Regions from separate parts of the Homo sapiens genome. Here regions 1, 2, 4 and 5 are each linked to region 3. The links are chromatin loops, found by intact Hi-C in ENCODE. Cell type or tissue: CD4-positive, alpha-beta T cell. All regions are shown on one strand. Links, peaks and the distances in the headings refer to the core of each region. The heading gives the core; the rest is flanking DNA.

Region 1 (6,337 bases), core at 584-5,583, 130 kb after region 3:
CCCTGTGAATCATTGTCCCCAACACTAAAAATACAACACTGGCTGGGCACGGTGGCTCATGCCTATAATCCCAGTGCTTTGGGAGGCTAAGGCTGCAAGATCACTTGAGCCCAGGAGTTCAAGAACAACCTGTGCAACATAGTGAGACACCGTCACTACAAAAAATAAAATAAAAATTAGCTAGGCATGGTGGCAGGCACCTGTGGTTCCAACTGCTCAGGAGGCTAAGGCAGAAGGACTGCTTGAGCCCAGGATTTCAAGGCTTCAGTAAGCTGTGATTGCGCCATTGCATTTCCAATCTGGGCAACAGAGTGAGAATCTGTCTCAAAAACAAACAAAAAAACATGACAATGAAGCAAAAAGGGGCCAGATGACTGCAATGTGTGTTGTGGGACATTGTATTTGGGAGGAGTCCCTTCACAGCTACCACTTGGAGGTTTTATGTTCTGCAGCTTTATAGTATGCAGGATATATATTTATATAAATTTATATTTAATATTTATACAATGTGCATTTTATAAATTTTTATTTATGTATTATATTTAAAAGCAGTTTTATATTATGTGGGAGTGAGGCAGAAAGCTCCATTCCTCATCAGAGCCTGAGAGCCGATGGGAAATTGTCTCATGACAGCCTCCCATGGGAGAGTTGAGAGGTGGGACATGGCCTTGTAGGCTCAGGCCTCTTGTGATTGATCAGGCAATGACCTGGATTGGTCATTATTTGGAAGAAATCCAAGTTCAGACTTTTCAGGTAACTGGCTGTAAATTCCTAGAATCCTTATGTTGTCCTAGAAATTGCTTCACTTCCCTTAACCATTTCTTGCTAAGAGTGAGGAGGAATTAGCGGTAGTTCATTAGTTCATAAATTTAGCCTTTACGTGAATTGCAATATGCTTTAATTTTTTTTTTTTTGAGACAAAGTCTCACTCTGTCACCGAGGCTGGAGTGCAGTGGCGTGACCTTGGCTCACCACAACCTCCGCCTCCCGGGTTCAAGCGATTCTCCTGCCTCAGTCTCCTGAGTAGCTGGGATTGCAGGCATAGCACACCACCACACCCAGCTAATTTTCGTATTTTTTTAGTAGAGAAGGGGTTTCACCATGTTGGCCAGGCTGGTCTCAAACTCCTGACCTCAAGTGATCCACCCTCCTTGGCCTCCCAAATTGCTGGGATTACAGGCGTGAGCCATGGCGCCTGGCCTCCTTCTGGTTTTCTTTAGAAATTCCTGAGCAAAGATCTGTTCTGTGTGAAGTAAAGAGCTCTTAACCGGTGGATGGGCCTAACTCAGTTACAGCCAGGTTTCTGCCCAAAGAGAGCAGACTGAGTCAACAATCCTGCTTCAGGATGGTGTCCGAACAAGGCTTACTCCTGTTTGGGTATGCCACATGTTACTAGACATTAGGACAAATTAAGACTAACATTCAAAAAGTCAATAACCCACAGGAAGCCTGTGGACTACTTTAAAAATACTTTTTGGAAGCCTGAAAAAAATGTATGCCAATGATAAAAAATACTATGCACTTGGGAAATAAAACCTGCAGCTTGGTGAACTAGCAAAGTGAAAGAGGCTATTGTAAGTGGGGGAAAAGTGTCTCTCAAAAAATGGAAATATAGTTTCTAATGGGGAGAACAGGGAAGTCTGGAAAAGATGGAAGCTCATATATAAAGTAGAAATTACATGGGCCAAAAATGAATGATGAGTTCTTTGCCAGGGACTCTAAAGCTCCTCTCTGAAATATATCCAAGAGAAAGCCAGCTAGAGAATCAGTGGGATTACAAGGATTAAAAAGGGATTTGACCTGTGGCAGGAGCCTGGGAGGTGGGGGTTTCAGGTTGCTGGTGGCTTAAATGAAAGGGCTTTGGCACAGCTTTTGGTGAGGCCCTGGAGAGGTGACTGAGTAAGAAAAGTTTTATCTTTTCCTCTCTCTAAATCTCTTCTTTCCTCCTCCTATTTCATTCTCTCCCTGGCTTTTTCCTGATTCCACTTTTTTGCTCTTCTTTGCCTTGAACGTTCTTTTTCTGTTTTTCCTTGACCTTATCTTGGACATTTCCAAATTTCCATGTCTAGGGAGACTGCACAACTGGGTTTAGTCTGTAGGCAGGCAAGTTCTCACCTAAAATAGGTACTAAGATATTTCTGGGCTGGGTGAGGTGCCTCACGCCTGTCATCCCAGCACTTTGAGAGGCCGAGGCGGGTGGATCACCTGAGGTCAGGAGTTCGAGACCAGCTTGGCCAACATGGCGAACCCCCCCGCCCCCGTCTCTACTAAAAAATACAAAAAAATTAGCTGGGCATGGTGGCACACGCCTGAAGTCCCAGCTACTCGGAAGGCTGACACAGGAGAATCGCTTGAATCTGGGAGGCGGAGGTTGCAATGAGCCGAGATCACGCCATTGCACTCCAGCCTGGGCAACAAGAGCGAAACTCCATCTCAAAAAAAAATCGGTGCTGATATTTGTGCACCTAAGTAGCTCAGAACAGCAGTAGGTGAAGGGTAAATCGTCGCACCAAGATCCTTTGCTCTTTCCTCTAGTGTTGGAGAGGATAGACAACCTGGACACCCTTCACCTGGTAGGGTTTGGCTAGGGGAGGCTGACACCTGGTGGTCATATTTGGGAGGTGCAGAGAATTCATAATAGCCCCATGCCTTTACCATTTACTGACCATGTATACATTGAGCTATTTGCTGTACATTAATGCTCTCATTTAAAACTCAAAACAATGTTACCCTGTGGAGTGGGTATCATTACCTCTACTTGATATTTGGATGATTTATGTTAAACAGTTATAAACTAATTTGAGCAATGGGATAATGTCTTCTTTTCTTTCTCCTTTGTCCTCAGCTTCTGGGACAGTACCTAGCATGTAGTAGGCTCTCAGGAAATATTTGATGAAATATTGTTTTATTTATCAACATCATGGAACTTTAATTCAATGTCATCCCTTTGTAATAGAGCTGATTTGAATACATTCTTGCTAGATAAGCCTAGACTGTCTGCTGCAACTCTTGCTTAAACACCTTTCCCAGACAATTCCCCATATAAGATACTTAGATATCTAGTCAGCTGCTGAAAAAAAATTCAGATTTTTTTTTAGAACTGACACCATCCTCGATTCTCTATACCGGACACCACAAGGCTGAGTCTCTGTTCAAATGCAGTGCTTTTATAATGAGAAACCACCAAGAAACCAGAAGGTTAAGTCAGCAAAGGCTGTTCAAATGCTGCCATCTTAGACTCCCCAACCTAGACATTAAGTGCCCAAGATGGATGTTTATTGATAAGAACACTGAAGTCATCCAGGTTGATGGCCAATTTAGTAGAGGAAGACTGTGATACAGGTGGCAATATATCCAGTGAGAGGCTGGCCAGTAGGTTGTTAGATGACTGCAATGAAGAAGAAAAACTGGGTGACATGAACTTCAAAGACGCAATGTTGGAAGAGTTACAGCTTAGAAATAGTGACAGAGTAGTAAGAGCATACCAACCCTACCTCTGGGTCTTTTTTTTTTTTTTTTTTGACAGAGTCTCGCTCTGTTGCCCAGACTGGAGTGCAGTGGTGCAATCTCAGCTCACTGCAGCCTCCACCTCCCAGGTTCAAGTGATTCCCCTGCTTCAGACTCCCGAGTAGCTGGGACTACAGGCATAAGCCATGATGCCTGGCTAATTTTTGTATTTTTAGTAGAGACGGGGTTTCGCCATTTTGGCTAGGCTGGTCTCAAACTGATCTCAAGAGATCCGCCTGCCTTCGCCTCCCAAAGTGCTGGGATTATGGGCGTGAACCACCACGCCCGCCTTCTGGGTCTTGTAATATGTAGAAAATGAATAAATGTGTGGCCTCCCCTGGAGGGAGATGCAGGGCAGTGGTGTCTTGAGGAGAGAGCAATGTTTCATTTAGAGCTAGAAAGTGGGAACGTTTCCATGGAAAGGAGTTTGTCTATCTTTGAATGAGAATTCCCTATGGTGCAGTGGAAAAATCTGAGAGGGAGAGGTGCATTGTGGATTTGTGTTGGGGAGGAAACAGAACAGTGTGGAGATGAAAGGAAGGGAAAGGATAGATGATCCGAGGGGCTTCTCTCAGCCAGTGACCAAATGTGATAGAACGTAAAGAAGAGTGTGGTATGCTTTCCTCAAAGCTGAGGCAAGGGCAGCTGTGGTGGGAGATGGGACATTTGGAGCCATTATTTTGAAACTTATCAGGGAGGGGTCTGGAGTCATCAGGATAGGAATGGTGGTTGCAAAGATAAAATCAAAGCCATCTGGCCGGGCATGGTGGCTCATGCCTGTAATCCCAGCACCTAAGGTGGATTACCTGAGGTCAGGAGTTTGAGACCAGCCTGGCCAACATGGCGAAACCCCATCTCTACTAAAAATACAAAAATTAGCCAGGTGTGGTGGCGGGCACCTGTAATCCCAGCTACTCGGGAGGCTGAGGTAGTTGAATCGCTTGAACTCTGGAGGTGGAGGTTGCAGTGAGCCGAGATCACGCCATTGCACTCCAGCCTAGGTGACAAAAGTGAAACTCCGTCTCAAAAAAAAAGGTCTGTTCTTCTTGAGACCATGGACTGACTATGTCTGTCTCTCAGATGCCTCTTTATTTCTGTCTCTGTCTAGTTGATATTTTTTCACAATTGGAGAAAATGAAGTGAAGCAGAAAACTTCCAGAGAAAGGTTGAGATGGATAAGAGAGGAATTAGGGAAGCTTATGTTGGATGGGCTCATTCTTTCCCACATTATGGAAGGCATGACCATTGGCTGAAAGCAAAGGGGTAATTCATGCTTCATAAGGTTGTGAGCATTCAATGAGATAGGGATGTGATGCATTTAGTATAGTGTGTGTCTCAATATATAGGAGTTTTAAAAAGCTCCAGTGGGCCAGGCGCGGTGGCTCGTGCCTGTAATCTCAGCACTTTGGGAGGCCGAGGCGGGTGGATCACCTGAGGTCAGGAGTTCCAGAGCAGCCTGACCAACATGGAGAAACCTTGTCTCTACTAAAAATACAAAATTAGCCGGGTGCGGTGGCACATGCCTGTAATCCTAGTTACTTGGGAGACTGAGGCAGGAGAATCGCTTGAACCCGGGAGGCGGAGGTTGCAGTGAGCCAAGATCACGTCACTGCACTCCAGCCTGGGCAACAAGAGCGAAACTCCGTCTCAAAAAAATAAAATTAAATTAAAAAAAAGCTCCCGGTGGGGCCAGGTGCGGTGGCTCACGCCTCTAATCCCAGCACTTTGGGAGGCTGAGGGGAGCGGATCACAAGGTCTGGAGTTCAAGACCAGCCTGACCGACATGGTGAAACCCCATCTCTACTAAAAATACAAAAAAAATTAGCTGGGAGTGGTGGCCCGCGTCTGTTATTCCAGCTACTTGGGAGGCTGAGGCAGGAGAATCGCTTGAACCTGGGAGGCGGAGGTTGCAGTGAACCGAGATCGTGCCACTGCACTCCAGCCTGGCGACAGAGTGAGACTCTGCCTCAAAAAAAAAAAAAAAAAAAAAAAAAGCTCCTGGCGGAGAAGTCAGTCCTGACTTAGCATGGAAGTAGTCATGGCAACCGACAAGGGTTGGGCAAGGTTCAGTAACTGGAAAATGGTGTGGGTGGAGTAGATGGTGCGGCGTGTGGCGTGGGGCACTCAGCAAGGGATGAGTGAACAAACAGGAACTGAGATCTGAGCAAAGAGTAACCAGTAAGCTACAAAAGTTCAAGGAATACATTCAAGTTCCATCATGCATATAACCTTAAGCTGTGGGTTTTAAGTGATGCATGGATCCTGGCAAACCATTTGCTATCCTGGCAAACCATTTGCTAGCTAGGAGGCTGCCTTAGACCCAAAGGCTATTCCTTTCCAGAGTTGGATGTTAAGGGTTATCCATTGAGAAACTGACTTTGTATGGAATCCAGGCAGTATGATTAGAATTTCTTTCTTTTTGAAACAGAGTCTCACTCTTGCCCAGGCTAGAGTGCAGTGGCATGATCTCAGCTCACTGCAACCTCCGCCTCCGGGGTTCAAGCGATTCTCCTGCCTCTGCCTCCCATGTAGCTGGGATTACAGGTGAGTGCCACCACGCCCGGCTAATTTTTGTATTTTCAGTAGAGACGGAGTTTTGCCATGTTTGCCAGGCTGGTCTTGAACTCCTGACCTCAGGTGATCCACCCGCCTCGGCCTCCCAAAGTGCTGGGATTACAGGTGTGAACCACCAGGCCTGGCCTGATTAGAATTTCTTTCATAACACTTAGTAGGTAGGAAGATAGCCAGGCACTGTGGTGCACTCATGTAGTCCCAGCAATTCTGGAAGCTGAGGCGGAAGGATCACTTGAGCCCAGGAGTTAGAGGCTGC
Region 2 (6,337 bases), core at 703-5,702, 58 kb before region 3:
GGATATGACTCTTACTGGTCCTGAAATCCCTATGAGAACTTTAAACCATAATATGAGATGCCTGAAAATACAACCTTTTGCTGGTATCATGCACATACAGTTAAAAGGAGCTAATAAAAAAAACCTAAGATATAACTTTAAAACAGATTTTCCTGCCCTGGAAACATACAGTCCAAAGCCTGGCTTATTAAATAAATAACCACTTCATGATAATAACAAACTTTGTTGAGAAGAGAAGGGGGAAAAAATGTTAGATCTGATCTATTCCTCTCCCTCAAGGAACTTACGATCAATTTAAATGCCAATAATTTCATACGAACAACAAATGAATGCCATTTTTGACCAAAGTACATGTAAAAATGGCAGACAGAAAGGGTATTATGTCTATGTTTTGAAAGTCAAGGATGCATTTCCTAAATGAAGAAAATGACCTAAAAGCAAACAAGGAAGGAGAAAACAGGCTGAAGCTAAAGTCTAAAGCTCTTAGTCTTATGTGTACCTTTCTCTTATAATTTTCTTATGTTTTTCTTTTATTCCCAAGTGAATTTAGTACTCGGTGGCCACCTAAAGAAAAAGCAGGTAAGATTAAACATATCCAATTAATATTAAATGCTCAAATATAACATACTGACAAACTCCTAATGACTTCTCCCAGTAGGTTAGATATCACACAAGAAACAGCTCAATTTGTCTTGGTAATTTTATCTCTCTAGAAAACATCATCAATGGTTACTAATATTTAATTAATATACAAAGTTCAAAACATTGTATTTCCTAGCTTACTTAAGCTAAAACAGAAAAATATTAATTTTATGTTTTGTGAACAGCAAAATAACAAATGAGGCAATAGGAGAAACAAGAATGAATAATCCACAAATTAAATCCTGAATAATCAAATAACATATACCACCACTTTATTTTTTTTCTGAAAGATACTCAGATTTTAAAATCTTGTTTTCAGCCAGGCGCAGTGGCTCACGCCTGTAATCCCAGCACTTTGGGAGGCCAAGGCGGGCAGGTCACTTGAGGTGAGGAGTTCCAGACCAGCCTGGCCAACATGGCGAAACCCTGTCTCTACTAAAAATACAAAAATTAGCCTCGTGTGTTGGTGCACACCTGTAGTCCCAGCTACTCGGGAGGCTGAAGCAAGCTGAGATCATGCCACTGCACTCCAGCCTGGGTGACAAAGCGAGACTCTGTCTCAAACATACATACATACATAAATTTTAAAATCTTATTTTCGTTGAGACAGGGCTTACTCTGTCACCCAGGCTGGAGTGCAGTGGCACAAATCATAGCTCACTGCAGCCTCAAACTTCAGGGCTCAAGAGATCCTTCTACCTCAGCTTTCTGAGTAGCTAGGACTATAGGTACTCACCACATCTGGCTAATTTTTTCTTTTCTGAAGTTTGTCATCATATGTAAGATACACATTCACCTCCTAAAATGCTAACTTATTTATAAAAGAAAATCATTTTGTTTCTTTTAAAGGAACTGGAGAGGCACAGAACTAATAAATTCTAATGAACAGGTCAGGTCATCTAGACGGCAAGATGAAAATAAAAAAGGTCATGTGATCCTTGCTGTATCTGTCTGCGTCTCTGAGCATTTCATCAAAACCAAAGTTGCTGCTTTCCTTCAATATAATTTCTAAGCACACTTTAAAGGTAGTTCGTAAATACAGTCACCTAAGGAATCACAGGTGATGAATATAAAGAATGCATCATCTCTGAGAAGCAGAGAATACTAAATAAAATGAATATTGTGCGATATACTGGATTCTTCTAAATAGCACAAAATTAATTTCTACTGTAAAAGAAAGAAGCATTCCCAGGCCAAATTATTTTGCAAAGCATAGGCTATACTAACATGTACTTTGTAATTAGAAACCAAAGCAAACACAAAAGCAAAATCAAAGATGTAAGATGTATCTCTCAAGACAAGATAGATGCGCGCATGTGCGTATTATACGTATATAAAAAATAGAGACAGACAGACAAGGTCTTACTCTGTCACCCGCACTGGAGTGCAGTGGCGCAATCACAACTCACTACAGCCTTGACCTCCCCAGGCTCAAGTGATCCTCCCATCTCAGCCTCCCAAGTAGCTGGGACTATAGGCACACACTACCATGGCCCAGCTAATTTTTTCTTATTTTGTAGAGACAGGGTTTCACCATGCTGCTCAGGTTAGTCTTGAACTCCTGGGCTCAAGCAATTCACCCACCTTAGCCTCCCAAAGTGCTGAGATTACAGGCGTGAGCCACTGCGCCCAGCCAGGTACATATATTTTTAAAAGAAAAAAAAAGTTGTGTCAGGGTCTGATAGAAAAATTATTGAACTGGCCAATTCCCTATCCTAGTGAAATAAGATTTTTTTAAAGTCTCTAAATGTTGAAAATTCATCCAACCAAGTGAAAGTATCCACCATGTGCCAAATGTAGTGCTGGGCAATGAGAATACAACAGTGAACAGGAGAACAATGATCCTTGTCCTTAATACCTGTTAAGAAATGTGATTATTATTTCTACGAGAAGGTACCTACTTGCCACTTATTATTATTAAATATAAGAATGCTGGCCGGGCGCGGTGGCTCACGCCTGTAATCCCAGCACTTTGGGAGGCCAAGGCAGGCGGATCATAAGGTCAGGGAGACCATCCTGGATAACATGGTGAAACCCCATCTCTACTAAAAATACAAAAAATTAGCCAGGCGTGGTGGCAGGCGCCTGTAGTCCCAGCTACTCCAGAGGCTGAGGCAGGAGAATGGCGTGAACCCGGAAGGTGGAGCTTGCAGTGAGCCAAGACTGCGCCACTGCACTCCAGCCTGGGTGACAGAGCGAGACTCCATCTTAAATAAAAAAAAAAAAAAAAAAAAAAGAGTGCTAAATTCCATGTATCCGAGTGTTTGCTAGTCATTCTCTAAATGACTTATTTGCCATAAAAACAGTTCATCATAGCTCAACAAAAAATTACAAATATTAAAATTGCTTTGTAATTTAGAAGGGAAGGAACCCAACGGATGAGTTGGGATTAGTAGTTTCTAAATGTAAACTTTAATCTACAGGAAGAGCTGAGAATGTTTACATCTTTATTTTAAATGTCTACAGCTGCATATAAATACAATTTGCAGGCCATGCATGATGGCTCACACCTACAATCCCAGCGCTTTGGGAGGATGAGGTTGGAGAATGGCTTAAACCCAGGAGTTCGAGACCAGCCTGGACAACACAGTGAGACCGTATCTCAACAAAAAATCAAAAAATCAGCCGGGCATGATGGCACACACCTATAGACCTAGCTACTTGGGAGGCTGAGGCAGGAAGATTGCTTGAGCCCAGGAGGTAGAAGCTGCAGTGAGCCATGATCACACCATTGCACTCCAGCCTGGGCAATGGGGTAAGACTCTGTCAATCCATCCATCTATCCATCCATCCGTCCGTCTGTCCATCCATCCATCCATCCATCCATCCATCCATCCATCCAATGTGTTTCCCCCACAGACTTACATTAACAAATTCAGAGTATCTTCAAATGTGCTTAATACCATTTGACTTCAGCTGGGTAACCCAAAACTATAAAAACATGTAATGCTCAAAGAAAAGTATCAGTTTAAAAATCAAACTCACCAAACAATTTCTGCACTATTGCGGGTTATTAACTTTTTAAAAAATATGCTCCAAGATCACAAGGTGGAGCTCTCTCCTAGTGTCTAGAAAAAACTTTTGAGGTTTTCATCATATGTAACAATTCTCTATACCTACTATAAAAGAGTTAACATTCTAACAGCTTTGGAGGATAAAGCATAGAAATAAAATTTGCATTAAGTCTCAATCACTATTTTCCTTCTGGGAAAAAAACCTATCCAGCAACAACTAGCTTCTGCTTTTCCTTACTGAAAACCAGGCAATCCCATTTGTAGATAAGCTAAACAATATATATTAAAGTAAAACTACTTGCTTAAGTTCACATGTATAGTGAGCTGCCATTAAAGGCTATTAATTATTAGATTAAAAAGTAACAGATGATCGCGTTATTTCTAATTCTAAATATTAAATTCAAGTAACACTGCTTTTAATATAAACAGACCTAAAAGCTGAAACTTAATCACCGTAACTTCTCAGGTTATCCATAATTAGTATATATTTATGGGCTGTTACTCAAAGTTTAGATTACAAGTTAAATTCAATAACAAGAAACACCTGTCAGATACCTATTACTATAGCACATTAATACAAGCAAGTAAAAATTATGATGATGCTTGAATCTTTGCAACTCCAAAAAAAGAATGACTTCCTACATTCATCAAAAGTACCCCCCAACAAAATAAAAGCACACACAAAACATCCTAATATCTTGCTTTGATATGATTTAATTTTTTTCCCCCCAAAATAATTACTGTTTTAAAGGTCTTTAATTTAGGGGCCAGGCACGGTGGCTCACGCCTGTAATCCAAACACTTTGGGAGGCTGAGGCGGGCAGATCACGAGGTCAGGGGTTCAGGACCAGTCTGGCCAACATGATGAAACCTCGTCTCTAAAACAAAAATACAAAAATTAGCTGGGCACAGTGGTGTGCACCTATAGTCCCAGCTACTCGGGAGGCTGAGGCAGGAGAATCGCTTGAACCCGGGAAGCGGAGGTTGCAGTGAGCCGAGAACACACCACTGCAATCCAGCCTGGGCAACAGAGTGAGACTCCATCTCCATAAAAAAAAAAAGGTATTTAATTCAATCCCAAGTGGTCTCAAGACAAAAAAATGAAAAGCTACCAACAAAGCCATCACTAACAAGGTTCCCCAGAATCCATATATTAATAATATATTACTGGAGAGCACAGGGGAGGGGAACACTTAAGTAGCTGGTATGTTAATTCTCTCACTAAAAATGCAGAAATATTCAACTGCTAAAAGCTGGCAAATTCACACACCACATGCCATACCCTTAACACTCCTCCCAAAAGGGTCACATACTTCTATATGTAAGGATCACATCCAGGAAATGTATACACCCTTCTAAAATGCCACCATCACTATAATACAAACACTTAAAATTAGGAATTACCAAAATGTCCAATTATCCATAGACTATAGGCGAGCACCACCATGCCCAGCTAATTTTTGTGTATTTTGTAGAAACAGGGTTTCACCATGTTGCCCAGGCTAGTCTTGAACTCCCAGGGTCAAGCAATCTGTCCACCTCAACCTCCCAGAGTACTGAGATTACAGGTGTGAGCCACTGCGCCCAGACAGGTACATATAATTTTAAAAGAAAAAAATGTTGTGTCAAGGTCTGATAGACACAGAAAAAATTATTGACCTGGCCAACTCCCTATTCTAGTGAAATAGGATTTTTAAAGCTTCTAAATACTAAAAATTCATCCAACCAAGTACCACTGATAGTACATCAATGTAATTAATGTAATATTCATACACTGAAACTATTTATGACTGTGTACCAATGTGGGTAAACAGACATAATAACAACAAAAAAGAAGCAAAGGAATACAGTAACAAATCAAGGTGGGTAATTTTTTAATTTTTTATTTACAATCTTATTGTTAGTACAAAAAAGGAAATTATGAAGGGGAAATTCAGTTTTTAATGTACTCTGTTAAAACGTGAACTACTAGCTGGGCATGGTGGCGCGTGCCTATAGTCCCAGCTACTTGAGAGGCTGAGGTGGGAGGATCGCTTGAGCCTGGGAGGTCAAGGCTACAGTGAGCTGAGAACATGCCACTGCACTCCAGTCTGGGCAATAGAGTGAGACTGTCCTCAGGAGAAAAAAAAAACTGTTTAAAAACCTAAGCTACCTAAGGAATTACAAAACTATGCTGCTAAAATCTATTCATATTTCATGTTTATAATCATATAAAATTAAATGTACAAAAACTCTGAGTTCTATCATAAAATTACCTTTATTATGTTTGCCTACTCAAGATTAGCAGGGAACATAAACTTTCTTACAGGCTCCTGACAACAAGACCCAAAGGTATGTTCCTTTTATTGGCCTATGTACTTTCTCAGGAGACAGCATACAGAAGTCTGTTGTTTAGTTTGAGGTTGTGAATGCTAAAAGGTAGACTACTTCCTGCAGTAGTACATTTGATCCAAACAGGAAAGTTACTATCATTTCTATGTCAAATGATGTACATGCGGGCAAAAAAATGAAAAGCTAACCCAAAATGTGGACATAAATATCTACCTTCAAAAAGAAAAAAACTACTGCCCCTTTGATGAGTAACAATCTTTAACAAGAATTCGGCCGGGTGTGGTGGCTCCCACCTGTAATCCCAGCACTTTGGGAGGTGGAGGCAGGCGGATCACGAGGTCAGGAGTTCA
Region 3 (6,337 bases), core at 560-5,559:
TATACCCTTAAACGCAACGCGCTAGGCTACAGACAGAATTAGGAGACCGCCTCCTGCTTTTGCTCCTAACCAATACGCAGAGAGAGAAGGTTGGCAGAAAAGTGCTGCGAGGACAGTAACAAACACCAGCAGCTCCCGAGCAGGCCCTGCTAGAGCCAGGAATGACGCACTTCGGTAACCCGACTCTTTCTCCCCTCCACCCCCGCCCCCAGCAGCGGTGCTGACACCGCCAACAGCCCGGAGTAGGAAAAAAGACAACAGAAAAAAAGGCAGAGGTTGGACCGCACTAGGTTTCATCAAGAAACCTCGATGATTCCTCTTTCGACACTAACCACTAGGACTAAACAGGAAAAGAAGCTTCGTGCTTAAGCAAGTCCCATCATGGTGGTTTAAGAGTCACTAAATTAAGCTGATAATGAGTCCAATCCACAGAGACAAATACAGGGTGTGGCTGCTGCGAAATACGGCGGTCCGTGGGAGAAAAGGGGTATGGAATTTACACTCCAGTGTGAAGGGAAGATGGGGCTTTATGGTGGGAGAAGGGGGTGGCCCGCGCATTTTAAGGAACCATTGCAAACCAACACAAGCGCCTCGTTTACTTTAAATCTAACCTTACAGATCAAAAGTTTCCAATAGATATATCATGTAAACTGTAAATTACCATTTAATCCAACACCATGGCCCTCAATTTAAAAACTACATCCAAGAGAAAGAAGGAGGGAGAGGGAAGAGGGGTGGTAGGCAACAACATAAAAAACATTCTAGGCCACGGAAGAGAAAGTCTCACAAACCGGATGAAACTACTAATACAATATTAAAAATTAAAGCCGAGCACTGAAGCACGAAAATCACACGATAACCCATTACAGTTAAGGATTAAAAATAAAATGACATATGCACCAAGGGGGAGCGGAAACTAAATGTCGAAAGTACAGCGGTTTATAAAAAACTAAAGGCAAAACAAGACATTCTCGCGACGGGGGGAAAAAAAGGCCGAAATCAACAATACGTTCACAATTCTAGGCCAAAAGAAAATGGGAACGGGGCTCAAAGTTTTGCGGAACTACTTGATGCTGTTTCCCACACCTTCTCTCTCCCACGGCCCATCCGACCCTTTTCGTCCCAAAATCGCCGTCCGCAGATCTCCGGATCCAGGGGAGAAGAAAAAAGAAAGTCGACCCCGAGCAAGAATAAAAGTGTGGAGTGAAAACGCACAGGCTGCCTACCTGGGGCAAGGATCAGCTCAGTTCGTGCCTTGAGAAAGACAGTGCGGGTGGGGGTGGGAATGAAAAGCAGCACTAAAACTAAAACAAAAGTGGCGCCAAAACCCCCCAACAAACAGCCTTCCACTCCCGCCCTTCCCCCCTCCGCCCATGCCAGGCAGGCAGGGCCCCCTTCGGGGCAAGGTCTGCGCGCGGGGGCCAACACCGCCAGACCCCAGCCAATTTAGAAAATTGTTGCCCGAAGAAAACTGACCGAAGTCGGGCCTCGGAAGGGATGGAGAGATCGATGCCAATCGCCTTCCCCAGCAGTTCCCCCACCACGCGCTGGAGATGATGGGGCGGGGGAGAAGCAGAGGGGCCCGTCACATGAATGTTGTTCCCTCTCTAGGAAGGGAGGAAGAGAGGGAGGGAGGGGGGAGGGAGGGAAGGGAGGAGGGGAAGGGAGAAGGGAGGGGGCACGAGGGAGGGGTGTGATCAGAGTAGATTTTCCCTCGCCTCCCTCGGTCCGAGGCCCAAATATACACAACTGAGCCTCCTTTCTCCCCTCCCCCCTAGGTTCCCAGCACCACCATTTTGCTCTCTGCCTTCCCCTCACCGCGACACCGCGCTCTCCCCCACCCCAACCACAGCCTCCCGGCTTTCCTCCCCCGACTACGGCTCGCACCCCACCCCACCTCCAGTTCGGGCTCTCCTAGGCTTAGGAGCCTGCCGGAGAAAAGGAACCTAAATCTACTGCTACACAGAGAAGCGGAGCCTCCATCTTGCGCTGCTCCGCGTTCTCCATTTTGGGCCACCCATGGGGGGGGGGGGTCTCCGTAGAGGCCCCGAGGGAGAGTTGGGCGAGGGAAGGAAGAGAAAATCTTCAGCGAGGGTAGTCGAAAAGAAGAGCCCTGCGGTAGAAAGCCACTCTAGGAGTAGGAGGTAGGGAGGAAGGGGGGCTGGAAGTTCCTTGGAAGTGTTGGGGTAGCGACTTGGGGGGAGAAGGGAGAAAGGAGGGCGGGGGGCGCCGCGGGGGCGAGAAAGATCCTCCCGCCTGGACTCTGCCCCCCGTTCCATGGCTGCCCCCCATGGGGGCGAAGAAAGCAGAGGGGAAATTCAATGGCAACAGAGTGCCCAACCTCTTTCCCTCCCAACTCCTCTCTCTCGCCCTGTTTCAATCATACACACCTCACGGTGGGCCAAGCGCCCTCCGGGTGCCCCTCCAAACTTCTAGAAGCTTCGCCTCCGCCATTTTATAACTTACCTCCCCCCTCAGCGTACACAGAGGCAGCAACGAGACTGTTCGCCTCCCCCACTCCTCCTTCTTTCTCAGGCCGGGGGCTTCTTCACCCCTGGGCTGGTACAAGATATTTTTCCCCTTCCTCTTCTTTACACCCTCGAATTCTACTCAGGGACGGAAGCTCCCGCGGTTCTAGAGCGGTGGGGGGTTTTGAAAGTGGCGGTCGGATCCGGCGGGGTTTTTTTTCTTTTTTTTTTTTTTTTTTTTTTTTTTTTTTTTTTTTTTTTTGGTGGCGCTTCGGGATTGTTTGGGGTGTTCGCTCTTCGGCGACTTGGAGGCGAATGGAACGCGCAGGCGCCATCTGTCGGCCACGAACCCGCGCCCGGCTCCCGTTGGGAGGGAGCGGCATCTAGCGGCAGAGAGTTGCCACTGCAACGCCTGGCTCCCAGCCCTCCCACCCAGCGTCCTCCTCCCAGTCACCGACCAATCGTGGCCGACTGACTCCCGGGTTCAGCGTCTCCGACGCCGCCCGCAAACCAGGCGCCCGCAGGGGCGCGCCGCCGAGTGGGGTAAACAAGGTGCCGTGCCCGCGCCTGACTTACTCATTCGTTTGGCCGCGCTTCCGCCGCGGACCCGATCGAGCCGCGGTTCTTCTGTCTTTAGTGGGGTGTCGAGGGGAGGGCGGTAGGAATGTCCGGCGGAGCCCTGGGCCGTGGGAATCCAGAGGCTGGCTGGGTTCGCTCCGGGACTCGTTCCCCGGGCCCCTCCGCCCCTCGCGAGGCGCTAAGGTGGCAGCCCAGTCGGGCATCACCCTTCGAAGTCCCCTCTTCTGACACACCCCTGTGAGGGGCCTGTGGCCCTAGTTCCCGTACCTTCGATGCCCCCTTGTCCCTACCCCTTCCCACCAAAAGAACCCAAGTCGCTTAACTCTGGCACCTGATCCTAAATGGTTTAATGGAGCTACTTGGGCTAGATCGGGGGCGGAATACGGGTTGGTTTTGTTTTGCTTTTTGCTTCGGGTGTGGAGAGAGAGCGAGCTGATTCTCTACCAGTAAGACCTAGCCCTGGAAAAGAAAGAAAAATTGTTTTGCTTTACAGCCCACTGGTCCCGTCTCCGAGAAAACGTGGTCTGTATCTCCAGGTTCTAGGAGTCCTAAAGAACTGGACTACTAGGCTAGGCCGGGCGCTCGACCAATTTGTTCGCCACTCTCGGGGCGGGGGAAGAGATAGGACCGAGCGAAGTGGAGGGAAATCGAAATTTGGGCAAAAGGAGTGGAGGGGGACCTACCCCGCCTCCCCCGCGCATCCACTGCCTTCCTGGGCGGGTGCAACCACGCGAAATGGTTGGGAATTTAGGTTACTTCGCATCCTGCCTTCCCATCCCTCCCCCAAGATGTTTGAAGTGCGAAAAGACCCTTTCTGCTCCTCCGACCCCTGTTAACTAAAATCTTTGTCACCCTTTTTTTTTGTTTGTTTCGAATCCAGTGTATTGGACCTTTGACCGCCAAGAGCTCTTTACTCGGGGGAGAAAAACTCGAGGAGGGCCTATCCCCTCCAAAGCGCCGCTTTTTCCTTGGACAGGAAGAAGTGACCTATTGCAGTGTCTCCATTGCTGTTATAGAAGTTCGTAGATTCATAAAATAGTGTTTGCTTAAGAAGTCTTCGTTTCTGTTCCATTTTTGAAATTTTGGTTAAAATATTTCTTAAATATTAAATTACATTTCAATTAGAAGAAAAGAAATAAAACGTATTAATAACAAAACAAATTTTCCAACTGAGAAATAGGGTGAGCCCCGTGTAAATCATGAAGCTTTCACCCCGATATCACTTCTGAAACATTCCTAATGTAATATAACGATTATTTTCAGTCCTTAAATTATATTCCTTCCATATCTCTTGTTAGTTTCTCTCCCATCCTCTGTGCTTATTGTTTTTTCTGCAACTTTACAAAAAGAGTTATAGTATATTTAATCAACTGGACAATAAAAGTTAAACAGAAACATCTGAATATCAATAACAAGAAGTAAAATCTGAGACATTTTTACTTACCTCTAAAGCTCTGGAGAGTGGAATACTATTCAAAATAAATTTCCATTTCTTTTATAGACCATCTTTGGTAGAATGCTATACAGTTTTTAATAGATTCAAGTTACAGAATGATGCAGCTAGAACATTAAATAGAGAGTAGTGGAAAATTTACAGAGTTATATAAGTTAATGCAAAATTCCACTTGAAGTAATAGAAAAATTGGGCCGTGTACCAAGTCATTTTTACATTAATTTAGTTCAATTGTGCCAATTTAATCTCAATTGATATTAAATGATTTCCTGTCTTAGTATTAGCTGAAAACTACTGATTTTCTGCTCCAAACATCACATTTATGGTACATGGTACAAATAGTTTTTTATCTATTTTATAAATTTGTATTCTCAGTTAATTATCTATGTAGCAACTGAGATTTTAAACAATTTTATGCTTAGAACAAAACTGAAAAGTTCTTCTGTTTAGCAAATTAGCTCTGATTTTGTGAAAAATACCACTGAAGATTAATAACAAACTGGTATAACATCAGAAATAAATGTTGTAGCAAATTTTTACTAATATTTAAGAATATTTTACAGTAACCATTTTTTTTGTTAGAGCTCTTTCAAAAAAATACTTATCAAGACTTCAATATGTACAGAATGCTAGGTGCCCCAGTCCTATCATAAGAAGTGGAGTTTATTTCATGGGGTACTGAAAAATATAAACAATTCACCCTTTGAATGTGAGGACAAAGGGAGAAAATGCCATCAAACGAAATATGAAATAATGAAAAATGAAATAACTGATGGAAAATAATTTTAATCTTGTTTGTAACATGTCCTTTATGAGATAATATTGTAAAGGCAGAAGCTTTGGGTGCCTAATAAGAAATAGTGAAAAAGGAGAGTTGAATAGTTAAAACTTACAAACCTCTGATACTATATAAAAGGCAAGACACTATTTGATGCAGAAATGTTCTGGTCACAAGAAATTCATATGCCACAGTACAACAAAGATAATCCTCCAGGTTTACCATAGACGGACTAAAACATCCCACAGATCTCTTTGCTTTAACTCCATGCAAATGGAACAGACTTCTGATTATAAATTAGGTTTTCCAGATAGTCTTCTCCTCTGGACAGCATATATATATATTTTATATTTTATTTTATTTTCTTTTTTTTTTTTTTTTTTGAGACAAACTCTCGCTCTGTCACCCAAGCTGGAGTGCAGTGGTGCGATCTCAGCTCACTGCAACCTCCACCTCCAGGGTTCAAGCGATTCTCCTGCCTCAGCCTCCTGAGTAAGCTGGGATCACAGGCAAGCGCCACCACGCCCAGCTAATTTTTGTATTTTTAGTAGAGATGGAGTTTCTCCATGTTGGTCAGGCTGGTCTTCAACTCCCGACCACACGTGATCCGCCCGCCTGGCCTCCCAAAGGGCTGGGATTATAGGCGTGAGCCACCGCGCCAGCCCATTTTTTATATTTTTAAACACCATTCTAAACATAAAACCCAGAAACCTAAAAGTAGATAAATAAATTTAAGTCCACAGAAATTAAAAAATTATGTATACCAAGACACCAGAAACAAAGTCAAAAGATAAACTAGAAACTGTGAGAAAATGTTTGCTATATGGATGAAAAAAGCTAATTTCTTCAAGATACGGAGAACTGTCAAAATCAATATGGTAAAATTTAAAACTCCAGTAGAAAAGTGGACAAAGAATATAGTCTACTTGTGGGAGAAGAAATACAGATGGCTAGGCCGGGCGCGGTGGCTCACGCCTGTAATCCCAGTACTTTGGGAGGCCGAGGCGGGCGGATCACAAGGTCAGGAGATCGAGACCATCCTGGCTAACACAAGGAAAC
Region 4 (6,337 bases), core at 517-5,516, 380 kb before region 3:
AAGTAGCTCATAGGTCCAGTGAAGAAGACAGACAAGCAAACAGACAATTATAATTCACTTAACAAGAGCTGAGATAGAGGAAAGGATGGGGCTCTAGGGACATAGTAGTGGCATATCTAACTCAACTTATATTCTAACTCGCACAATCTATTCGAGATGGAAAGTGTTTTTATCTTTCTGTCTGCTGTGTACAGGTTTTTTTTTTTTTATTGCACGAATTTTGCCTCCTTCGTGACTCAAAGGAAGTTCCCTCATTCTAGCTGAAACTCTGCATGCTTCTGAGGTTTCATTCTCGGAATAATAGCAACAGCTAATATTTGTTAACTGCATACTATATTCCAGGCATCCTGCTAAGCACTTTGAATGTATTATCTCATTTATTTATATCAACAACCCTGTGAAGCAAATACTATTATTAGTCTCATTTTACCGACAAAGAAACTGAAACCCAGAGAACCTAGGTAGCCTATTCAAGGTGGCACAACTGGTCAATGTCAGGCCCAGGATATGAACACAGGCCACTGACTGCAGAGCCTGTGCACTTCACCACTATCCTCTTCTGCCTCCCAACATTAATTCTGAGGTCACTGCACTGGATTGCTCAGGCTTCAGTCTCCTATCTAGCGACTGTAATCTGGACTTCTAGAATATTCTTCTTACATTTCAAGTGTCAACTGGTCCCATGCCCTGACTCATAGCATGTCTATATATAACTATATGTCTTATCAAATCAGATATACTATTTTAGCCTCATTCTCTTTATTTACTATGTCTTGGAAGGGTCTTCAGTTCACAGTCAAGTTTTGTTTCCTGGGTTTATGGGTCTGGAAACAGGATCATAAGCTCATCCATCCAAAGTAACAGAACACTGAGTAGTTTGGGTTTGGTTGGTTTGTTTTGTTTTGTTTTTAAAGTGATACGGATATTTTCTCTCCTGGGAAGACCTGGATACACAGATAAGGTCTTATCACCCCATTCTCCTTTTTGAATGTTTTCTAGACCAAATGAAGGCCACTCCTCATTAGTTTTTATCTTTTTCCATGAAGATAGATGTGATGGTATATGCGGTGTGCCTGGAGCCTAACAAATACACAATATTATTTTCTCCTACTAGCCTGTGAACTCCCGGAAGACAGAGATGATGTCATATTCCTCTTAGCACACCCAGAACCTAAAAGAGTACCTGGCACCTAGTTAGCTCCCTTCCTTTCCCCCTCTTTTTTCCCTTTATAGAGAGAACCCTCTGCAGAGAATGTGGCTTCTAATTTGCCTCAAGAAGTATATCATTTCTGACATTGACTTCTTTCACATTCATCACTTACCAACGTCTACCCTGTGGTCTGCCTCATTTTGGTTTATAGATATAACTCTTCACATCCCACACCTTGGCACCTGACACACAAATAAATCATCATGTACTTATTTGGCCTCATCAACCAGTTGCCTTTGGATCGCGACAGAATCTTCTTTCCGCCTCTCTTTATCCTGGGTGGGGGCCCTCAGGGTATGCTATCAGCACAAGAAAATATTACGTCTTTGTAAATGAGTCTGCGGCTTTTCATCTAAAAAATCTGTTCTCTTTCTTGAAAGCTCAAGAATAAAATTCCACCACTGGAGCTTTAATCGAAAAGATTAAAGTCCAAGAGACTCTTATTTTGTCTATATATTTTTGCCTGAACATTTTTAAAGAAATCTCTGATGTTTTCAAACACAGATGACCACTTTGATGTATACATCACAAATACCAAAATTTCGCGAAGGAATGGAATGAAGCGAACTATAAACATTTCCCTAAGCAGTTTTATAAATGCAAATGAAATATTATAACCCAGCAAACAAAACAGCTAGTGGTGAATTTCTAAATGCATTTTGTAGTTACATATGCAACATTGACATTATTTTGCTTTTCCTTCTCAGTAATAAATATTTCATGAAAAAAATGCTAGAATCATTGATCAGCGAGGAGTTAAATACTATGAGCCTTTTACAAAGCAAGTCATAAATGTTCTGAAGTTACAAAACTGTCTAGACGATATCAGGAATTGTAGTGGTAAAGGTATGAAATTTTCAATACTTGTCCAATCTTTTTCCTTCCTAGAACCAACATGGTTCACTGAAACTATCAAAATAAACATATATATCAAGCAAAAAATAAATGAGATTAAATCTCCTGTAACTTTTACTTACAGACAAAATCCTCAGATAGCTCATTGTCATCATTTTATAAACACTGGGGTATGGTTTAATGCTGCCTACCACAAAAGTAATCGTAGGTTTCTGCCTTGTGTTAAATTATTTTTATAATGTAGTGCAGAATAAAGAGTAAAATCTAAAATAGCAGATATAGACACAAGCAACAAAGTGCTGGAAAATGTCTCAAGTGAAGCTGTAATACCACATATTATTTTGAAGTAAAACAAAGCCAATTTTCCTAGCAACCTTTTTGTAGACTGCAGACACAATTCGGAACCATCTGGCTATCATGGAAGCTTTGGAACCCAAAATGGTATATACTGCACTTCTCTAAAATCCTTTAGCACTCACTGGCATTTAACATGTATTAAAACTACTAGCTTTCTACAGAGGTTGTTCCTGAAATTGTGTTCCCAAGGTTCATAGAATTTTAAGAAGGTAATATTGATTTTGAGGTATTGTCAATTTTACAAAGAGCCTAGTAAAATGGTCCATTTGCTGGGATTAGGCTGCATGTAATAATAATAATAATAATAGTAATAATAATAATAATGGAATTCATTGAATCCTCACCAAAATCCTAAATGAAAAATGGCAAGTGGCTGCTTTTAGGTTAGAATTATATTTGGTAAGAATTTGTATGAGAGAACTTTATAGTTATATAGGTTTCCTTAATTTTAAATGAACAAGCAATCTTTTATTAATTGATGTCATTTGACATGCATACAGAATATTTTAAAAGCTGGCATCTACAAGCAAAAAAATATGATGGAACAATTGATGAAAAGACTGCGAACTGTTTGGTGCATATTTACCTTATTTCTTCTAATAGAATACAAGGTCACTGAGGGTAATAACGATCACTTCCACAGAGTGAAGCATATTGCCCAGCTTATAACAATCCTGCCTTGAATGAATGCTGTTTACTTGATGTGTAAAGTAATAAAATAAGCTAGAGATTTCTAGTGGCATTGCTTACCTTTAAAATTATCACTCAGGATGATATGGTGCTTTTCCACAATTGCTTTATGCCCCAGAGAAGTTAGCCTAGACGGACCAGGATCTGACCTAGTAGAGTAATTCTTAAGTCCATTGAAGAGAGTGCCTCCAACAGTGAACCAAATAGGGAGTTGTGCTCAAAAAATTGTGCTAGGTCTCCTGGGATTATTAATACCCAGTGCAGCAACACTTACTATGTCTATTTCACTATTTCTGAACCCTTTTCTTAAACACCAAAGAATAAACAGTATAGAGAATGAGAAAAATCTGTTCAACAGCAACCTCATAAGGTCACAGGCTAGGGCTGTTGAGTATCATTAAGTGTATGTGAGTTTTAGTGCCAGTGGATGCACTGACTCTATCACATGCTAGAAGTGAAGAAACCACTGAAGAGTGTTGTGCAGCACCTGTACCACATAAGAAGCAGCCGCTACCATTCCGTGTTGAGTCTTTACAAAGCATGTGATAAGGAAGTTATGTGTTTCTTTGCCATTCTGTTGTAGATTTAGCACCATAATGTAAAAAACATCCCCGTTTGGCAACATGAGCCTGAAGTTTTCAAAATCTAATTTTCCCCTCCTTCCTCACTGGAAAAAAAAAAAAATATATATATATATATACTGTATATTGGACTTATACAGCTGCCACCTTATTCACTTAAAACAAAAACTGAATAATTCAGACAGACTTTAGGTAAGCAGTCAAGATGTGTCCTATCTTAATACTAAACTCAGATATAAACTTTTCGTAAGTCCAGTCTGCTGAATCAGCACAAGTCATGCCCACTGCCTAAATCATTGCCCTTATTTTGCAGTCTTGGTGACTAAGACAATAAATGGCCCTACTCAGTGGCAGCCTGGGTTATCGATCACATATCCCAAAATTTGGAATTTTTTTTTTTTATGAGACTGAGTCTTGCTCTGTTACCCAGGCCAGAGTGCGGTAGCATGATCTCAGCTCACTGCAACCTCCAGCTCCCGGGTTCCAGCAATTCTCCTCTCTCAGCCTCCTGAGTAGCTGGGACTAAAGGCACATGCCACTACACCCGGCTAATTTTTCTATTTTTAGTAGAGACGGGGTTTCACCATATTGGTCAGGCTGGTCTCGAACTCCTGACCTCAGGTGATCTGCCCACCTTGGCCTCCCAAAGTGCTGGGATTATAGGCTTGAGCTACCACACCCAGGCAAAATTTGAGATATTCTAAAAGAGCAGCTCCACAACCACCAGACTGCCACTATACCTCAAATTCCCTCCATCACAGTCATTTCTTTGGGTTTAGGTATTATGATCCCTGTTAAAATGCACATGTATCCCTCAGTAAGGGTAAAACCTTAGGTGGTGTGATATGATGGAGAGTACAGACATTGGAACTAGTAAAATTTCATTTTGAAGCCAGGCTTCACTAAGTCCCAAATTTGGGTATTACCACACCTGTAAATTGGGGGCAATAGTACCCACTTTGAAAACTATTAATATGGGTACCTATAATACCTTACAGTCATCAAAAGGGACAATGTCCTTAGAGTACCTAACACATAGTAAGCACTCTAATGGTAGCTCTTACTATGATTAATAATCTCATACACTCATGACCACAGGATCCAGAGCAGAACCCTGAAGATAGAGAAAGGGAACTAATACTTGTGGGGCTCAGAGACATTCAGTAAATTCTTTGGGGTCACACAGCTACTGAATAATAGATCAAGTAGTTGAACTCGTTTTCTCTGTCTCCAAAGCCCAGGTTTATGCCACAGAAACCTGCTGCCTTTTCTTGCATGTATGCAGCCTGGAAGAGAGTAGTGATCTGACAGCCTCAATGATTCATATTGTTTTGAAAAAGGTTGCCCCTGAAAGACTGTGTAATCATATTAAAATATATAAAAGCTATACACAGGGTGAGTCTGTTTTTATAAAGGCCTAAAAGCATGCCAATTAACAACAGAGTCCATTTTGAAGCCATAAAAGAAACAACTATAGTGAAATCTAGAATGACCTGCTGGTATACGAAAATGGATTATGCTGAAACATGTCCAAGTCTCATCTGTATCCCATCTTCCCAAAATTCCAAGGAGCTATCAGCCCACATGAGTATCATAAAACCAGCCCCCAATCCAGAAAACCTAGCTTTGGGTCTGACATCCCTAATGGATCCCTTCCTCTGAAGTGCTCCCCTCCAAAGTAACCAAGGACCTCCCAGTAATCATGACTCTGAGGGAAGTGAGAATGCTGGCGGGGCAAGGTCACTTTTGTTCTCTGTCCCCATTCCTGTGCCCATACCAAGCAGGTAGCCAGCCTCCACTCCCCTTCACCTCAGGGAACATTTGTCTTGTGAGCAGACAGGCTACAGCCTGGCTGTTTTCCAGAATCCTAAACAACTTGATAGGATTATGCATAGGGGAGAGGGGACAGTGACTTGGAAGGCAGAAATGCAGGAGGAAAGTTTCTGTTCATGGGACATTAGGGGACCTCAGGGAGACAGGATCTCAGGGAAATGGCTTCTTGGTACACAGAAGGCTGGCTTCCAGGCATCAGAGCTCCAAGCCTAGGTAGAAGCACCCTCCCCAACTCACCCCTCCTGCCCCACCACCCTGGAGCAGAAGATATGCTAACCTTCACGGGACCATGTGGACTTGGACTGTGAGGATAGAAAGGACAATCATGATGGATTGAAGGTCCTACAGAAGTGCCCCCAATTCTTGGGTAATTCCTCATAAGAGGAAGGCCCCTCCGGTAGTAAATGAGATTGAACTTCAGTGGGATGAAGGAAAGATGAAGATTTAAGCTTCCACCTCTGAGAAAATTTGCCCTGAGATACACACTACACAGAAGACACAGCAGTCCAGTGCACACTCTTTATTACTAGTTAGGATCAGAAAACCCCTGACAAAGGTTGATTTTGGTGAGCTGGGCGGGATCTTACAGGGAAACTTGAAGACATCTTTAGCTTGGACTGGAGGCAGATCTAACCCACCATCCCTGAGCTCTACCCTGGATCCCTCCTTGCCTTGCAGCAGCTGCCTTGGGGGAGCCTGCAGAGAACACGCCAAAGAGGAAGGGTCCAGGGGCATTCCCAAGAGTGCTCGCCCCTGTCCAGTTTTATTTTTAACCCAATTAGTCCTCTCAAGAGAAACACCATCCATAGCC
Region 5 (6,337 bases), core at 812-5,811, 230 kb after region 3:
GGGGCTGCTACTGACATCTAGTGAGTCAAGGCCAGAGATGTTGCTAAACATTCTACAATGCAGAGGACCCCTGCCCCCTGGCCCCCATCCCCCCTATCCCCACAAAAAATTATCTGACCCAGGTTGAAAGTCCTTGCTGTAGACTACACAGAGAAGTATACATAAGTAGCAAGATAGTGCTTCTTGTATCACAGAAGCCGTCTTGTAATAATGACTTCAAAGTTTTCCAGGAAGGATGATGGTACATGAAGATTCACTGTATCATTCTGTTTGCTTTGTATACATTTTAAATTGTCCATAATAAGGAAACATGAAAAGATTAGAGGGCACTTCTATATTTGATCCTCCTCAAAACGGCAGAAGGTTTTTACAAGCAGAAATCACTGAAGTTAATAGGTGGATATTTTCTAGTGGGTGGCTTTAGAATTTCAAAGTGAGACAGGACACTAGAAGACTAGATACAGCTGGTGAAAAACAATCATAAACAATGGAGCATTTTCCCAGAACCAGTTCTGAATACAGCACATAACTTAAATAGTTTTTCAATGCAAATGAACCTGGTTCATTTGACAAAACTTGCCATATTTAGAAGATACTAGCTCTAAAGTTCATATGTGGGGTAGGATTTCTTCATTTGGATTGTCTGTATTTTCTGCCAAACGTGTGTTTTTTTTTTTTTTAATTTTTTTATTATACTTTAAGTTATAGGGTACACGTGCACAACGTGCAGGTTTGTTACATATGTATACATGGGCCATGTTGGTGTGTTGCACCCATTAACTCGTCATTTACATTAGGTATATATCCTAATGCTATCGCCCCCCACCCCACAACAGACCCCGGTGTGTGATGTTCCCCTTCCTGTGTCCAAGTGTTCTCATTGTTCAATTCCCACCTATGAATGAGAACATGAGGTGTTTGGTTTTTTGTCCTTGTGATAGTTTGCTGAGAATGATGGTTTCCAGCTTCATCCATGTCCCTACAGAGGACATGAACTCATCATTTTTTATGGCTGCATAGTATTCCATGGTGTATATGTGCCACATTTTCTTTCTTTCTTTTTTTTTTTTTTTCTGTCAAGTCTGCTTTATTTAAGTCAATATTAGACCTGCTGTTCCTAAACAGAAATGCCCTGATGACAGAGGAGTGGGAGGGAAGCAGGCTCATGTGAGGGTGTGGGAAGGCCACTTGGCCCAAAATGTTTGCAAGAAATACACCAGGAAAAGCCTATTTTAATTCTCCTGCATTAGGAACTGCCCTGTGAGATTCCTGCAAAATAATCCTCCAGGCTCAGGACTATTCCTCTTCTCTTGTGCTAGACACATCTCTCTTCTGGAAAGTTTTCCTTCCTTTTTTTTTTTTTTTTTTCTGTTGACTTTTTTTTTTTTTTTTATTGATCATTCTTGGGTGTTTCTCGCAGAGGGGGATTTGGCAGGGTCATAGGACAATAGTGGAGGGAAGGTCAGCAGATAAACAAGTGAACAAAGATCTCTGGTTTTCCTAGGCAGAGGACCCTGCGGCCTTCTGCAGTGTTTGTGTCCCTGGGTACTTGAGACTAGGGAGTGGTAATGACTCTTAACGAGCCTGCCGCCTTCAAGCATCTGTTTAACAAAGCCCATCTTGCACCGCCCTTAATCCATTTAACCCTGAGTGGACACAGCACATGTTTCAGAGAGCGCAGGGTTGGGGGTAAGGTCATAGATCAACAGGATCCCAAGGCAGAAGAATTTTTCTTAGTACAGAACAAAATGAAAAGTCTCCCATGTCTACCTCTTTCTACACAGACACAGCAACCATCCGATTTCTCAATCTTTTCCCCACCTTTCCCCCTTTTCTATTCCACAAAACCGCCATTGTCATCATGGCCCGTTCTCAATGAGCTGTTGGGTACACCTCCCAGACCGGGTGGTGGCCGGGCAGAGGGGCTCCTCACTTCCCAGTAGCGGCGGCCGGGCAGAGGCGCCCGTCACCTCCCGGACGGGGCGGCCGGCCGGGCGGGGGGCCGACCCCCCCACCTCCCTCCCGGACGGGGCGGCCGGCCGGGCGGAGACGCTCTTCACCTCTCAGACGGGGCGGCTGCCGGGCGGAGGGTCTCCTCACTTCTCAGACGGGGCGGCCGGGCAGAGACGCTCTTCACCTCCCAGACGGGGTCGCGGCCGGGCAGAGGCGCTCCTCACATCCCAGACGGGGCGGCGGGGCAGAGGCACTCCCCACATCTCAGACGATGGGCGGCCAGGCAGAGACGCTCCTCACTTCATCCCAGACGATGGGCAGCCGGGCAGAGACGCTCCTCACTTCCTAGACAGGATGGCGGCCGGGCAGAGACGCTCCTCACTTTCCAGACTGGGCAGCCAGGCAGAGGGGCTCCTCACATCCCAGACGATGGGCGGCCAGGCAGAGAGGCTCCTCACTTCCCAGACGGGGTGGCGGCCGGGCAAAGGCTGCAATCTCGGCACTTTGGGAGGCCAAGGCAGGCGGCTGGGAGGTGGAGGTTGCAGCGAGCCGAGATCACGCCACTGCACCCCAGCCTGGGCACCATTGAGCACTGAGTGAACGAGACTCCGTCTGCAATCCCGGCACCTCGGGAGGCCGAGGCTGGCGGATCACTCGCGGTTAGGAGCTGGAGACCAGCCCGGCCAACACAGCGAAACCCCGTCTCCACCAAAAAAATACGAAAAACAGTCAGGCGTGGCGGCGCGCACCTGCAATCGCAGGCACTCGGCAGGCTGAGGCAGGAGAATCAGGCAGGGAGGTTGCAGTGAGCCGAGATGGCAGTACAGTCCAGCTTTGGCTCGGCATCAGAGGGAGACTGTGGAAAGAGAGGGAGAGGGAGACCGTGGGGAGAGGGAGACGGGAGAGGGAGACGGGAGAGGGAGAGGGAGAAGGAGAGGGACCCGATTATTTTCTTTTATCTCAGCAGTCAGCAGGGCGTAATGTAATTTATTTGCTTATATTTATGGCTTTCCCAAAGACTATTATTTCTCTATTCCCAGTGTCTAGCACATATTAGGTGCTTGAAAAATGCGTGTTTGTATTAGTGGTTAGGGGTAGATATTACGGAAGAAGATGAAGTCTACTTGTTGGCCTGTGGATGGCATTTCTCTGTTCTAATGGGAAGTAAGGCCGAAGACTTCGGAGGGCGCAACCCGTGTAGTAACCTCGCAAAGGGGCCCGCGAGTCTCCACGTCGTTGGCTGCCTTGCCTCGGGTTTCCGCTGGGTGGAGAGGAAAGTGGGGCGGGAAATCGAAAAACGAACTCTCAGCTCCCGGCATTCCTCGTGGGCGGTGCTCCCCTTTGACCCTTCGCTCGCGTGCTACACATCCGGGCTTCTGCTACTAGTGAGAGGAAGATGGCGGCCGCGGCTGTGGTGGTTCCCGCAGAGTGGATAAAGAACTGGGAGAAATCAGGGAGAGGCGAATTGTGAGTGTTCGGGCCGGAGGCAGGCGCACTGCCGGGCCGGGCCAGGGCGTCAGCTGCACTCTCACCTGTAGTGGGAGGTTGAGGGGGAAAGATGTACCCCCTCCCCCACCCGGGCGGCGGGCGTGGATGGTCGTCTAGGAGTTTCGAACTCGGGGAGAGGTGCTGTTTACCGCCGCGGACCTCCTTCCTTCCCTGGCCTCCCAGAAATCGCTACTGCCTGCGGTAGCTCGGCTTCCTTTAGCCTCTTAGTAGAACTCTTATTCCGCCCCTGCAGGTCTCCGCGCTCCCTCTTGGTCTCTTTTTGTGTCCCCCTCTTCGCTTGATCTCACTTGGCTCCTTTATCTTTATGGGGCTGAGCCGGGGCAATTCGGACTTTCCATCTCTCTCTGTGCCATTTCTTCACTCTGCACCCGTTGGACTCCGCAGTTTGGAGCTTGGCGCCTCCTCTGCCTGAAGTCCAAGGAGGGCGAACCGTCCCGGATTCCCCTCCCCTCCTCTTCGCCCGCTGCCGCGAAGCCCGGGGCGCCGCGAAGAACCCGGTTTGGCACCTCTCGCCCTCCCGGGGAGCGGTCTCTCGACTGTCCCGGCCTCGCGTAGCGCCGTGGGGAAGTGTGGCAGGGATTGCCGCTTTCCCTGAAGAACCACCGACATTTCTTTGCTCCGTCTTTTCACCTTAGAGCTATTTCGGGTTGGATTCAACTTTCGTCATTAAATGTTCCCTAAACCCCATTTTATCCTGGGACTGCAACTAATTCTGGCAGCTCTCCAAGCTTCTCCAGTACCTAGGATAACGCGTTTCCTTTAGTCGTGAAACTTTCCCCCGTAACACCGAAAACAGTAATTTGCCATACCCCTAGTCTTCTCGCCCCCACGTTAGAGCGCTCCCTCCTCCCCTTCCCCTGGAAGGAGTCGTTTAAGCAGCAAAGCAAACCTCAGATATAAGAACAAATATTAATAACATCTCATTTCCTTCTCTGGGTCGCTTTTAGATGCTAAAGCTCAACCCTGGATGAAATTAACCCTCGTTAGCCATTTTTGTCGTCCTTGCCCACCCCTCTCCATTTCTAGTAGCCAGTTTACCGTGGCTCATGCTAAAGATTCAAATCTTTGTAACTTCGTTACTTGGAACGAAACACGAGGAACGCGTTGCCGGATCCCGCGCTTGTAATAGTGCCAGCCTATGTGGCTTCCTCCCCCGCACCCCCCGCACTGCTGTATGAAGTCTTAACAGTGTGAGCTCTAGAATTCCCTAAATAAGCGGCTGTCTTAGCCACTTAAGTAGCTGAGTGACCTTGGGTAAGTTCCTTAACCACTTGGACTGTTTCCCCTTGAGTAAATTGGGAATAATAAGTACTCTACTCAAAGGATTGTTGTGAAGACTAAATAATGCCTGTAAAGCACTTGGCTTATAGTAAGTGCTCAAGTGATAGCTATTAAAAGTAATATTATTCCAACCTTTAGATATTTAAACTTCTCAGGACAGCTCATGCACTTAAAGTCTGTACCACTCAGGTTAGCAATTAATTGGTCTCTGACTTATTCATGTGTGTTTATTCTTGCACTGTAATGAATTGGGAGGCCTTTGAAATATAGGGACTATGTCTCATATTTCTTTTGGTTTAACACATGCCCCGCCCCCCCAGCCTATGCTTAGAATGCTTATTGGTTTATTAATTGTCAGAGAAGGCTATTTGATAAATCTTCGTTTTTAACTATAATGAACATTTTACAAATCCTCGTATGTGCTAGTTAACAAATAGCTGTCAAGTTTGATAGCTAGTTGACAAATAGCCATCAAGTTTGGGGAAGGCAAGATGGGAAGTTACCCAGCCAGACCATCATCTTCATCGATATTAGGGTAATCCCCCAAAACTGATAAAAGCAGTTCATTGTTTTGTTTACTTTCAAAGCCAGCTCATTTATTTAGGGGCTGTTATGTTTGTAGATTGCTCAGCTTCCTCCTTTCAGCTACTGTTTTTTGACAGTTTTACTTTTTTTTTTCCCCCTTGAGACGGAGTCTCGCTCTGTCGCCCAGGCTGGAGTGCAGTGGCGCGATCTCGGCTCACCGTAACCTCCGCCTCCCACGTTCAAGCGATTCTCCTGTCTCAGCCTCCTGAGTAGCTGGGACTACAGGCGCGTGCTACCACGCCCGGCTAATTTTTTGTATTTTTACTAGACACGGAGTTTCACCGTGTTATCCAGGATGGTCTCCATCTCCTGACCTGGTGATCCGCCCACCTCGGCCTCCCAACAGTTTTACTATTATTGCTGCCACCTTAGCATGAGTGGTATTAGGGCTATAAGGTGAAATTCTGCTTGGCTTCTGACTGGTAATGGTTTGAGAAAAAGTGATGTAGGAGATCGAAATACTTAGATAAAATGGAATTTTAGGTTCACATTATGTATATTTACATAATACATGCTATCTGTCATAGTTCTTATGTTTGAAGAGCTGCTTAAAAACTGTTATTAGAAGCCGAGCGTGGTGGCTCACGCCTGTAATCCCAGCAAATTGGGAGGCCGAGGCGGGTGGATCACCTGAGGTCAGGAGTTCCAGACAAGCCTGACCAACATGGAGAAACCCCATCTCTACTAAAAGTACAAAATTTGCCGAGCGTGGTGGCACATGCCTGTAATCCCAGCTACTCAGGAGGCTGAGGCGGGAGAATCGCTTGAATCTGGGAGGCGGAAGTTGCGGTGAGCGGAGATCGCGCTGTTGCACTCCAGCATGGGTAACAAGAGCGAAACTCTTTAAAAAAAAAAAAAAAACAAAAACCCAAACAAAAACAAACCAAAAACAACAGCAAAAAAACCTGTTATTAGAACTTACGTGTATGTAGTTATTGCATGACTTGTGGAATGTGGATTGAATTATAGTAGATCCAAATCAGTATAGTCAGTTTTATGATTGCATTCT

Evidence for each region. Peaks named below come from ENCODE experiments on the same cell type or tissue, not always from the same donor. Only the 100,000 strongest peaks of a DNase experiment are listed, where the experiment ranks them.
Region 1: a loop joins it to region 3, with 5 times the contacts of the local background. A loop is called at or near these places in 39 of 110 quality-filtered maps.
Region 2: it touches region 3 in a loop (9-fold over the local background); 42 of 110 quality-filtered maps call a loop at or near these places.
Region 4: it touches region 3 in a loop (4-fold over the local background); 8 of 110 quality-filtered maps call a loop at or near these places.
Region 5: it touches region 3 in a loop (6-fold over the local background); 7 of 110 quality-filtered maps call a loop at or near these places.

The regions. Positions count from the first base shown.
Region 1 is chrX:123,829,809-123,836,145 of GRCh38, reverse strand. No RefSeq gene overlaps it. Among named protein-coding and RNA genes, the nearest start is that of XIAP, 27 kb to the left of the region's middle. In CD4-positive, alpha-beta T cell, for the core only: a CTCF peak has its summit at 2,613 (motif pointing left); a DNase peak (open chromatin) is centred at 2,585.
Region 2 is chrX:124,015,594-124,021,930 of GRCh38, reverse strand. It overlaps STAG2 (STAG2 cohesin complex component), which reads right to left. Exons shown (of 35, transcript NM_001042750.2): 2 at 500-564. Among named protein-coding and RNA genes, the nearest start is that of STAG2, 57 kb to the right of the region's middle. In CD4-positive, alpha-beta T cell, for the core only: a CTCF peak has its summit at 3,700 (motif pointing right); no DNase peak of the experiment used is centred there.
Region 3 is chrX:123,956,996-123,963,332 of GRCh38, reverse strand. It overlaps STAG2 (STAG2 cohesin complex component), which reads right to left and starts at 1,627. Exons shown (of 35, transcript NM_001042750.2): 1 at 1,477-1,627. It overlaps STAG2-AS1 (STAG2 antisense RNA 1), which reads left to right and starts at 1,992. Exons shown (of 2, transcript NR_130770.1): 1 at 1,992-2,144; 2 at 3,928-4,100. RefSeq lists enhancers at 120-379, 470-569, 1,998-2,047, 3,028-3,217, 2,746-3,661 and a silencer at 1,538-1,677. In CD4-positive, alpha-beta T cell, for the core only: a CTCF peak has its summit at 2,833 (motif pointing left); DNase peaks (open chromatin) are centred at 1,312, 1,782 and 2,952; H3K4me3 peaks cover 3,495 bases; H3K27ac peaks cover 3,081 bases.
Region 4 is chrX:124,336,558-124,342,894 of GRCh38, reverse strand. It overlaps TEX13D (TEX13 family member D), which reads right to left. Exons shown (of 1, transcript NM_001355534.2): 1 at 6,032-6,337. Among named protein-coding and RNA genes, the nearest start is that of SH2D1A, 6.8 kb to the left of the region's middle. In CD4-positive, alpha-beta T cell, for the core only: no CTCF peak of the experiment used is centred there; a DNase peak (open chromatin) is centred at 3,604; H3K4me3 peaks cover 155 bases; H3K27ac peaks cover 898 bases.
Region 5 is chrX:123,730,035-123,736,371 of GRCh38, reverse strand. It overlaps THOC2 (THO complex subunit 2), which reads left to right and starts at 3,320. Exons shown (of 39, transcript NM_001081550.2): 1 at 3,320-3,420. The coding sequence starts at 3,350. RefSeq lists an enhancer at 3,305-3,384. In CD4-positive, alpha-beta T cell, for the core only: no CTCF peak of the experiment used is centred there; a DNase peak (open chromatin) is centred at 3,281; H3K4me3 peaks cover 2,097 bases.